Linked DNA regions of Homo sapiens: region 1 is linked to region 2. Evidence: chromatin loops called from intact Hi-C (ENCODE). Cell type or tissue: gastrocnemius medialis. All regions are shown on one strand. Links, peaks and the distances in the headings refer to the core of each region. The heading gives the core; the rest is flanking DNA.

Evidence for each region. A loop is a pair of places that touch in the nucleus more often than their neighbours do. Peaks named below come from ENCODE experiments on the same cell type or tissue, not always from the same donor. Only the 100,000 strongest peaks of a DNase experiment are listed, where the experiment ranks them.
Region 1: a loop joins it to region 2, with 2.0 times the contacts of the local background. A loop is called at or near these places in 48 of 110 quality-filtered maps.

The regions. Positions count from the first base shown.
Region 1 is chr5:126,362,182-126,367,572 of GRCh38, reverse strand. The region is part of intron 1 of LOC124901056 (a long non-coding RNA gene); the gene reads left to right. It also overlaps a transcript of GRAMD2B not described here. Among named protein-coding and RNA genes, the nearest start is that of GRAMD2B, 59 kb to the left of the region's middle. RefSeq lists an enhancer at 1-164. In gastrocnemius medialis, for the core only: no CTCF peak of the experiment used is centred there; no DNase peak of the experiment used is centred there.
Region 2 is chr5:126,412,791-126,418,181 of GRCh38, reverse strand. It overlaps a transcript of GRAMD2B not described here. Among named protein-coding and RNA genes, the nearest start is that of GRAMD2B, 7.9 kb to the left of the region's middle. In gastrocnemius medialis, for the core only: no CTCF peak of the experiment used is centred there; no DNase peak of the experiment used is centred there; H3K27ac peaks cover 2,891 bases.

The DNA.
Region 1 (5,391 bases), core at 197-5,196, 51 kb after region 2:
AGAAACTAATATGCCTACTGATGCTAGGCTCGATGGATGGGAGGTGCGGAATTCATGCCTGTATATTCCCCTTTTCCTCCTCTCCCTCCTTTTCCTCTACTTCCTCCTCCTCCTCCTCCTCCTCCTCCTCCTCCTCCTCCAGTTTTTACAGGTGTAGGATTTGGATATTGAGACATAAGATCAAACCAGAACCACCAGATTAACAGAGCTTCAAAATGGAGTTTTCCAGAGCCATGGAATATAAATTTACACTTAGAAATAAACGAGATTTTCTCTACAAATAAGCGAAGTTAGAAATATTTGTGCCTTAAGATTTATTTGATAAATTATGCTGTGTTTAGGCTATTATTAATACAATTAGCTTGTATACTCTAAGCACATAGTACTGTGATTTGGATAAAAAAAGCCTTGGTCTGGGCCGGGTGTGGTGCCTCACGCCTGTAATCCCAGCACTTTGTGAGGCCGAAGTGGGTGGATCACCTGAGATAAAGAGTTCGAGACCAGCCTGGCCAACATGGTGAAACCACCGTCTCTACTAAAAATACAAAAATTAGCCAGGTGTGGTGGTGCGTGGCCTGTAATCCCAGCTACTCTGGAGGCTGAGGCACAAGAATCGCTTGGATCCGGAAGGCGGAGGTTTTTGTGAGCCGAGATCGCGCCACTGCACTCCAGCTTGGGTAACAGAGCGAGACTCCATCTCAAAAAGAAAAAAAAAAAAAAAAAAAAGCCTTGGTCTGGTAAAATCACCTTGAATTTCAGTTGTCACCATATTTCCATACATGGAATAACCATGTATGGAAAACCGGTGTGTGGGTGTAAATTAAATATATCCACATTCCTGTGGTTGGCTGTTTGATTTCATGGTTTAGAGTGTTAGTTTAGGGGTCAGGTTGCCTGGAAAAGGGTGGCTTGATTATTTCATTGCTTTGTTACTTTAGAAAGGGATTTAACTACTCTGAGCTTTTGTAAAAATGGGAATAACAATAATATCTATCTCAAAAAATTGTTTGGAGGACTTGATATAATATGTGTAAACTTCAAGTATGAAGCCTGTACATAGTAAGCATTCAGAAAATACTACTGATGGTAATGACAATGAAGATTAGGATCTTTGAGTTGGTCATACTTTCACTCATGTTGAGTGGAGTCATATGATATAAGTGAAAGATATGATTTGCTTTACTCAATGGGACAACAGCTGTGTGTTTGCACGTGGTTTGTGGAAGACCTAATCCTAGAGGGAGGGCAAGCATTGACAGTCTAGGCCCATGGAGTGTTGACACTGGTGATAATGACCTTGCCAAGCAGCTTGGAATATTCCAGTCTAATTCATGGGCTAAAGCATATCTTAAGTCCCTTCCTCTCTCCTTCAAACTTCTTTATTCTACGGTTTTTATGATAAAGAGGGGAGGGGGTTGATTTCTCTCCCAAAGTTGTGAACCCTTTGAGAGGATGCAGAGAAAGGATATATGTTATCCCCTTGTCAGAGAACTATTACTATCTGCCACAGCTCATGACTTTAGAGGGAGTTTGCCCCCAGAAGATTAGAAAGTTGATCTTGCAGCTTCAGTAAACATGTAAGTAGACATGGCAAGATTGGACTTTAGATAATCTTTCTTTTTTTGTGTGCATTTGGGGCTTTAAGATATAAAGGTAAGAAATTTGAAAACCCAAGTTCCTATTCTAGTTTATCCACCAGCTTGGGTAAGTCTTTTTAGTGCTTTTAACTATATTTGCTTAAATTTATAAAATGATTTGAGATAGTTGATTTTAAAAATTTTGTTTGCAGAACTTTCTGTTGATTGATATGTTTATTATTTAAACAGTGATGCATTGGTAAACCGGTTTTCCAGGAAAAAAAAAAAAAAGCTCTGATTTGTAGCACTGGCCAATTTCCACAGCGTAAATACTCCTACCACAGCTGATTTCAAGCTGCTGACATGATACACTGAACGTGACTTTGGGAATTGAGCCTGTAATGAACTGACAGTTGAGCAAGCATGAGCTGACTCCCTTACACCGCTGTAAACATTTAAACATTCACATTTGGGTGTTTGATAAAACATACACATTTGACCTCAGAGTTACCAGATTTTAAAAAGCAGCATTCTTGATTTCAATAGCATTATTATCTGTCAAATTGCATAGTGGTTATTGCATATTCTGCCTTTGTTTGATTTTATGCAAATTGATAATTATTTTCAGAGAAATACTTCTGAAGATAGTATGATTATTAGCGTCCCCCATAAGGTTATTTTTTGTATTAATTTTACTGGCCTAAGGGATACATAACATAAATTTACTATTTTAGTCAGTTTAAAGTATATAGTTCAGTGGCATGAACTACATTCACAACTTTGTGCCACTAAGGTTTTTAAAATATACTGCTTTTTTAGTTTACAAAACAAAATGTATACTCATTACAAACATTTTGAAAATAAAATATAAAGAAGAAAAATATCATCTGTAATCCTCAGCCACCAGAGATAATCACAATGAACATTTTATCATCATCAAAATTATGTTTTACTCTAAAGGATTATCAAAATCATTTGGTAATTCTGAAAGTATATCCAATATTCACTAAATACAGTCATTATTTTCAAGAGGCCTTACCCTTCAAAGTGAGAAACCGACACATCTTCTCTGTTCCCTCCCACACCTGGAGCACCAGGGGCCAGAGTAGTGGAAACAGAATCAAAGACATGTTTGGAGAATTCTATGAAACATCTCAGAAAGATTTGTTTGGGAATGAACATACCACTGGCCAAGATGTTTTTGAGATTAGTCTAGAAACTAGATGATAGAGGATATAGAGGGAGAGGTTTTAGAGCCAATAGGAACCTTAGAATGCATGTACTTAAAATACTTCCTGTTATAGATCTATCACTAGTGGGGATAGGTCACTTGAATAGTTGGTGGCAGAGCTAGGGCTGCCTCCTGATTCATGTTCCACTCCTGACCTGGTAATCTAGATCCTCTTCACATCATGCTGCTTTGTAGAATTCCTCCCTGTTGTGACTCTTGAGAGAATGAAAACGTACCAGCAACAGACCATCTGTGTTAAATGTTGTCTTTGTACGGGACAAGAGCGGGAAGCGATCCTACAACCTACACTTTCATTTTCCACTGCTATTGTGTGAAGTAATTAGATAGATATTTACTCTGAGGCATTAGCTGTGTTAGGTTCCATCATTAATTATAATATTTCAAAATTTCCACAATTTTCTGAATTTCAGGAATTTCCTCCCCATAGTTTGCAATTAGATCCAGACTCAGTACATACTTTGTTTAAAAAATGCAGACTCTTTCTGTTTGTATTCTTACTGTGCTACTTAATAGCTGGGGAATTTGAAAATCTCTATATTTTAGTTTCCTAATCTGTAAAATGGGAATAATAGTACCTACCAAATAGGTTTGTTAAGAAAGTACAATAGCTAGTATTTGTAAAGACTTTAAATATTGCCTTGAACATAATAAGGATTTAGCAAATTTTATATTTATTTTGATCAATACTTATAATAAAATCATAAGGTCTTATTTAAAGTAACTATCACTTTAGAGTTTTTTTAAAGCCTTATTAAGATATAATTTACATAATACAAAGTTCACTTGTTCGAAGTGTACAATTCAGTGGCTTTAGTACATTTACAGAATTGTGCAACCATCACCACCATCTAATTTTAGAACATTTTCATGACTCAAAAGAAACCTTGTACCCAAGAGCAGTCCCTGCCCATCCTCCCTATTTTCCTCTTCCATTCTGCCCTAAGCAACCACTAACCTACTAATTTACTTTCTCTCTTTAGAGATGAGACATTCATATCTCATCTGTATATATAGAAAAAGTACCTATTCTGGACATTTCATATATAGATGGGATCATACTATCTGTGATCTTTTGTGACTGTCTTCTTTCACCTACAATGTTTTCAAAGTTCATCTCATTTTGTGACCAAAAATATTCTATTGTATGGATATACCACATTGTATTTATCCATTATTTAGTTGATGGAGACTTGGATTGTTTCTACTTTTTGGCTATTAAAAATAATGCTATTATGGATATTTGTGTACAAGTTTTTATGCAAACACATGTTTTCAATTCCCTTGATTATATACCTAGGAATGAAATTGCTATATTTAACTTTTTGAGGAACTGACAAACTTTTTTTCCAAAATGGTCGTAACATTTTACATTTCTGACCAGCAGTGGATGAGAGTTCCAGTTTCTCCACATGCTTGCCAACACTTCTTTTTTTTTTGTTTTTGATATAGCCATTCGAGTGGGTATGAAGTGGCGTTGCATTGTGGTCTTGATTTGCATTTTCCTAATGACTAATGATGCTGAGCATCTTTGCATGTCCTTATTGGCCATTTGTGTATTCTCTTTGGAGAAAAATCCATTCAAATCCTTTGCCCCGTTTTAAAATTGGGTTATTTGTCTTTTTATTATTGACTCGTATGCTTTATATATTGTGGCTACAAGTTCCTTAAAATATATGATTTGTAAATATTTTCTATCATTTCATAGGATGTCTCTGCACTTTCTTCATGGTGTCCTTTGAAGCACCAAAGAAAGTTTTCCATTTTGGTAGAGTCCAGGTTATCAATTTTCTCTTTTATCACTTGCGATTTTGGTGTTGGGCCTAAGAAATAATTGCCCAACCCAATGATTATTTACTCGTATGTTTATTAAGATTTTTATAGTTTTAGCTCTTATATAAGGTCTGTGATCTACTTTGAGTTAATATTTGTGTATGTTGTAAGGTAGGGGTCCAATTTCATTCTTTAGAATATTGTCCTGGCACTATTGTTGAAAAGGCTATTCTTTTCCCATTGGATTATCTTGCCCATTTTGTTGAAAATTAATTAACCATAAATGTTAGTGTTTATTTCTTGGTAACTATTTTAAACAATATACATAGAAATGTATTCAGAATTAATGACTTTGAGTATCTCTGTTCCTTTTGAAGATCTTGTGTTTTTATTCTTTTTTATGTATGTCTACATAAGTCCAAGGCCAGGACTTTTGGTACTTTTCCTTAATTCTTCCTGATAATCCTGAAATCATAATTTTCTAGGTAGTTGTTTACTTCACCTGTTTGTAATAATGGCAATAACAAAGAACACTAATAATGATGATTGTCAACAAAATCTTAAGTTATTTAGAAAGCATGAAATTAAAGACAGGTAAAGTGAAAGGCTCATATACTATTATATAATAGTTTGTATCTATGTTGCTGTTGATTATACATATTTCTTCAATTTAGCATTCATCCTGCAATTTTTTAAAACAGTGAAGTGTAGCAAGGCCAGGCCAAATTCAGAAGAGGTGACTGAAATGATGCTGCCCGATCAAAAAATCGTTTGGTCTTCAGAATTGAGCTC
Region 2 (5,391 bases), core at 78-5,077:
TGTAGGAGGCCAGGGCTCTTTGGTCTAGTGAGGGGAGGACCCAGCACTTGAACTCAGGTGTTCTGACTCCTGGGCCTATTTCCTGCTGCTATTTCAATGCAGTCTCTCCTGCTTCAATTAAAACTCTTCTACTTGTATCTGTTTAATATATTTGTGTTCTTTCTTAATTTCTATTTGGCCTGCCACACACTGAACACAATTTAAAAATAAAATTCCACCATCATTTTTCAGAGAAGAGCCCAAGCTTTCACGGAGTTCAGTGACTTGGCCAAAATTACAGTCGTCTCATGAGAACAAAGATCCAGTTTTCCAGACTTGCAGGGGGGTACTTTTAGGGTTGTAGGAGAGTGAATGTGCCAAACAAATTTTGTTAGTGGCAAAGACACATATCTTGTAGGAGAGTGTGTTGGAGAGAAAGCCCAAGGACCTTCAGGTGTGAATACAATGTTTGTGGGGAAAGAAATGTTTGAATCTAGAGTTATCTTTGGTGGCTGCATTTTGCAGTTATCTGTTGGTGTACAACTAACCACCTCAAAACCTGGTGGCTTAAAACAATAATTTATTATTACCTCTCATGGTTCTGTGGATTGACTGGGCTCAGCTGAATGGTTGTCACTTGTGATCACTCATGCATTTGCACTCAGATAAAGGCCGGGTTTGAAGTCATTTGAAGACTCAGCTAAGCTGGATGTGCAAGATGGAATTTTCATTCCCAGGTCTGGTGCTTCAGCTGGGATGGCTGGAAGAGCTGAAGGCTAGCTGAGCATTTCAGTGTCTGTGCAGTGCTCCACGTGGCTAGCTTTGGCTGCCTTACAGCATGGCCATCTCAGTACAGTTGGATTTTTTTTAACTTGTTCTCTGGCATCCTCCAGACCATGTGTCCTATAACACCAAGGTAGAATCTCCAAGGCTTCCTATGAGACAGTTGGAGGTCATGCAGCTTTTCCTATGCTGCATTCTCTTGGTCAAAGGTAAGCCATAGGGCTAGTCCAGATTCAAGGTGAGAGAACTACACAAGATGTGAATACCAACTCACTAGGGGCCATCTAGAGAGACCAGATATCACAGTGCAGATAATAGATTAGGCCCTCTGACTATAGATACTTTGTCATTAGGCATGTGGGTAAATGGACATTTCTAACAGTACTGTTGTAAATGCATGAGATATAGAAGTGAACAAAACAGGTAAAACCCATGCTGTTGTGGCTCTGACATTCTAGTGGGAGAGACTGAGAATTTAACAAGTCAGTACATAAATAACACAGTTTCAATGAGTAAGAGATGTAAAGAAAATAAAATAGAAATGGATAGAGCTTGAGGGAGGCCTATTTTAGGGGATGATCAGGGAGGCTTCTTTGAGAGGTGACATCTTGGCTGAGCCTTCAGTGAAGAGGAGGAAGCAATGTGAAGATCTGGTTGCAGAGCTTGCCAGCCAGAGGGAAGAGCGAAGGTACAGACCCTGAGCCAGGACTGGGCTTGGCATATTTTAAGAATGGAAAGAAGGCCAGTGTTCTCCAATGTGCCTGGAGTATAAGGGAGGAGGAGAAGGTTGGCGGGAGAAGGATGGAATCTCAGAGAAGATGTTTTCTGTCCCTTGGTTTATTATCTGTCCTCTCCCACAAGAATGGAATCTTCTCAAAGACAAGAACCTTGTTGGTCATGTTCGTTCCTGTGTTCACAGAGTCTAGTTCATGTTAGATGCTCAATAAATATTTGTTGAGTGAATGAATCACTGAGTGGTTGTTTCTAACCACTGAGTTTCAACCATACTCCTGTGGAACTCTGACTGACCTGAGATGTTCTAATGTTGAATAATTACTCTTTTTTTTTCACTTTGCAGGAAGAAAAGAAGTAAGCGAAAAAGAAATATGACAATAATTTCCTCCTCATAACAAAAAGGAAAATCTTTGGTTCATGCTACTTACCAAATGACTCCTAGTGGAGTGCAAGTGCCTCTACCAGATTAGAAAGGTCCCATGACTCTCAGATGGTTTAGACCCGGAGCAAGTCCAAGAATCACTGTTTATAATCCACAGGCAACAATTTAGGGTTATGGAATCTCTCATATTTTCTCAGAGAAACATTCATACAGCTACTTCCTTTCCTTGTTTTGGGAACTAATGATCACACCATCAATATTAGTCCTGGCCTTTCTCTTTCCTCCTGCCATGATTGGCATGTTCTTTTTCTTCGTGTGAAATGTTTTGACAATGCAATTCATGCATTGCAACTGACAGATCATTTTGAAGTAGTTAATATTGAATCATGGTTAGTGTCTTTATATTACATATTTTCTATCACTTGTATACTTTTTATTGCTTATTCTGACTTTTCGTCTTTTTAAATATATTTTCTTTTTCTTTTTTGACAACTTCTATTATTACAGCATTTCGTTATCTTTTCTCCAGTCTTTTCTCTATGTAGCATTATTCATTTTTAAAAATCATTTGAAACTAGTAAGTTGAAACAAGGAAGGAAAGGGGGAACAAAAGAGAAGGGAATGCAGAGGACTTCTACTCCTCAGGCAAATAAGAAAGTTTTTCTACTTTTCTCAAGTAGCCACAGATTTATTTTACTTTCACTTTTTGGTTGAATCTTTTAAATAGAACCTTCATTTGAGGCAAATTGTGTAGCCCTCCCTCTTTCCCTCCTTCCCACCCTTCCTTCCTTCCTGGCTTCCTTCCTCCCAAAAACATTTTTTTTGCATGCCTTTTACATGTCAGGCCATATTCTGGGTGATGGAGATATAAAAATAAATAAGCACCATGATTGCTATAAGTGAGTTTGCAGTCCAGTAGAAGAAACATATCAATAAACAGATATTTACAGAACATACATGCACACACAGAACCTTACTCAGAAACCATCATGTTCTTATATCACAACCAGATACAGTGCCAGGTAACATCATGGTGTTAAATGGAGAGAAAGGAAAAGGGCTGACCATTTGATGCTTCGTGTTCTTTTGTTTTGGGTCACACACAAACCACTCATTCCCAATTGTCCACCCCCTGCATCCCCCATGCATCTGAACAACTTTTAGAACAGGCTCTAGGCTGGAAGTCAGGAGAACTGGGCTCTATTCCAAGCTCTGTGCTTTGTACTGGAATGTGATTCTATTAATGGAATACAGCACTGAAGTAATAGAACTACTGGCCTTAAGGAAAGGGCCCTAGATTGCATAATTATAGCAGTATCTCTTCTTTCTGTCTTTATATAGACAAACTACAGAAATGGGGTAGGGGAGACTTTTTACATAGAAATGTTGTATAAACCAATTGCAAAACCTTAAAAAAATTTTCATGAGGAGAGGGTAGTTATTGAAGTCTATTCACCTGAGAAGATAAGTGCATTTACCATCTTCCTATAGGGCTCTGTGATTTGCATTAGCTTCTACGTTTAAAAGCATACCAGGCGGGGCATGGTGGCTCATGCCTGTAATCCCAGCACTTTGGGAGGCTGAGGTAGGAAGATCACTTGAGCTCAGGAGTTTGAGCTCAGCCTGGGCAGCATAGTGAGACACTGTCTCTACAAAAAAAGAAATTAAAACAATTAGCCAAGCATGGTGGCATGTGCCTGTAGTCCCAGCTATTTGGGAGGCTGAGATAGGAGGATCACTTGAATCTAGGAGATCAAAGCTAGAGTGAGCCATGACTGACTGAGCCATTACACTGCAACCTGAGTGATGAGTGAGACCCTGCCTCAACAACATACGAGAATACCAGATGAAAACAGAACATTTCACTGTGTGTTAAAATCCCAGACTAATTCAAGTCAGAATTTAGTTTTTATTTTTAGTAGTAGTTGAGGAAATCAAATTAAAGAGTTATCTTTATTCCATATCAACAAATATATGATAAATTCTCTAATAAGACACCTATCAGAGGGTGATTCAGACATTGGAAATAGACAGACATTGGTCTTATAGAAACCGAAGCCCCCAGATTTTGAAAAAATATTGTATAAATTTGCAGTAGACACTACAAAGAATCAGGTGATGAGAGCTGGTGGGAATAGTCTTGATTCCTGGCTTCTTAGCTGTATTTCCCAGGTGGTCCTACAGTATTTACTTTTCTGCACTGGATGTCTAAGGGATTGTCGATGGTATTTTTTTAGTAAACAACTCTCCTTGTTTGAGCTAGTTGAGGGAGTTGTCCTGGAGATAAGAGAGTCCTGAATGGGGGTAGAATAAGGGAATGGTTAAGAGTCAGATTAATCTGAGAATCCTAATATGCACTTTACTACGTTGGACAAGTGACTTGCCTTCTCTAAGCCACAATTTTTCTTATCTATGGGGAAAAATGGGAATAGTAGTAGCAACTGTTTTATAGAATCATTAGGGATAAAAAGTTCAATTCAATGAGAAATCTTAACTATCCTGAATATATACCCACACAGCATTGGAGCACCCAGATTCATAAAACAAGTACTTCTAGGCCTACAAAAAGACACAGACAGTCACACAATAATAGTGGGGGACTTCATTACCCCACTGATAGCCTTAGATCATCAAGGCAGAAAACTAACAAAGACATTTCTGGACTTAAATTCGACACTTGACTAATTGGACCTAAGAGACATCTACAGAACATTCCACCCATCTACCACAGAATATATATTCTCATCTGCACATGGAACATACTTCAGGATTGATCACATGTTCAATCTCATGTTCAGTCTCAATAAATTAAAAAAAATTGAAATCATACCAGCCATAGTCAAAATGTGGTAGAATAAAAATGAAAATCGATTCCAAGAAGATCTCTCAAAACTACAAAATTACATGGAAATTTAAAAACTTGCTTCTGAATTACTTTTGGATAAACAACAAAATTAAGGCAGAAATCAAGAAATTATTTGAAATAAATGAAAACAGAGACACAACATACCAAAATCTCTGGGATGCAGCAAAAGCAATGTTAAAAGGAAAGTTTATAGTGCTAAATGTCCACCTCAAAAAGTTAGAAAGATCTCAAATTCATGATCTAACATCACCCCCAGGGAAACTAGAAAAACAAGAACAAAACCCTAAGTTACTAGAAGAAAATAAATAACTAAAATTAGATGAGAACTGAACAAAATGGAGACTCTGAATTCCATTCAAAGAATCAATGAAACCAAAAGTTGGCTTTTTGAAAGGATAAACAAGATCAGCAAACTGCTAGCTAGATTAATAAAGAAAAAAGAGAGAAGATCTAAATAAGCACAATCAGAAATGACAAAGGTGACATTACAATCTATCCCACAGAAATGCAGAAGATCCTCAGAGACTATTATAAACACCTCCATACATATAAACTAAACTCTAGAGGATATGGCTGAATTCCTGGAAACACATAGTCCCCAAGATTGAATCAGGAAGAAATTGAAACCCTGAATAGACCAATATCA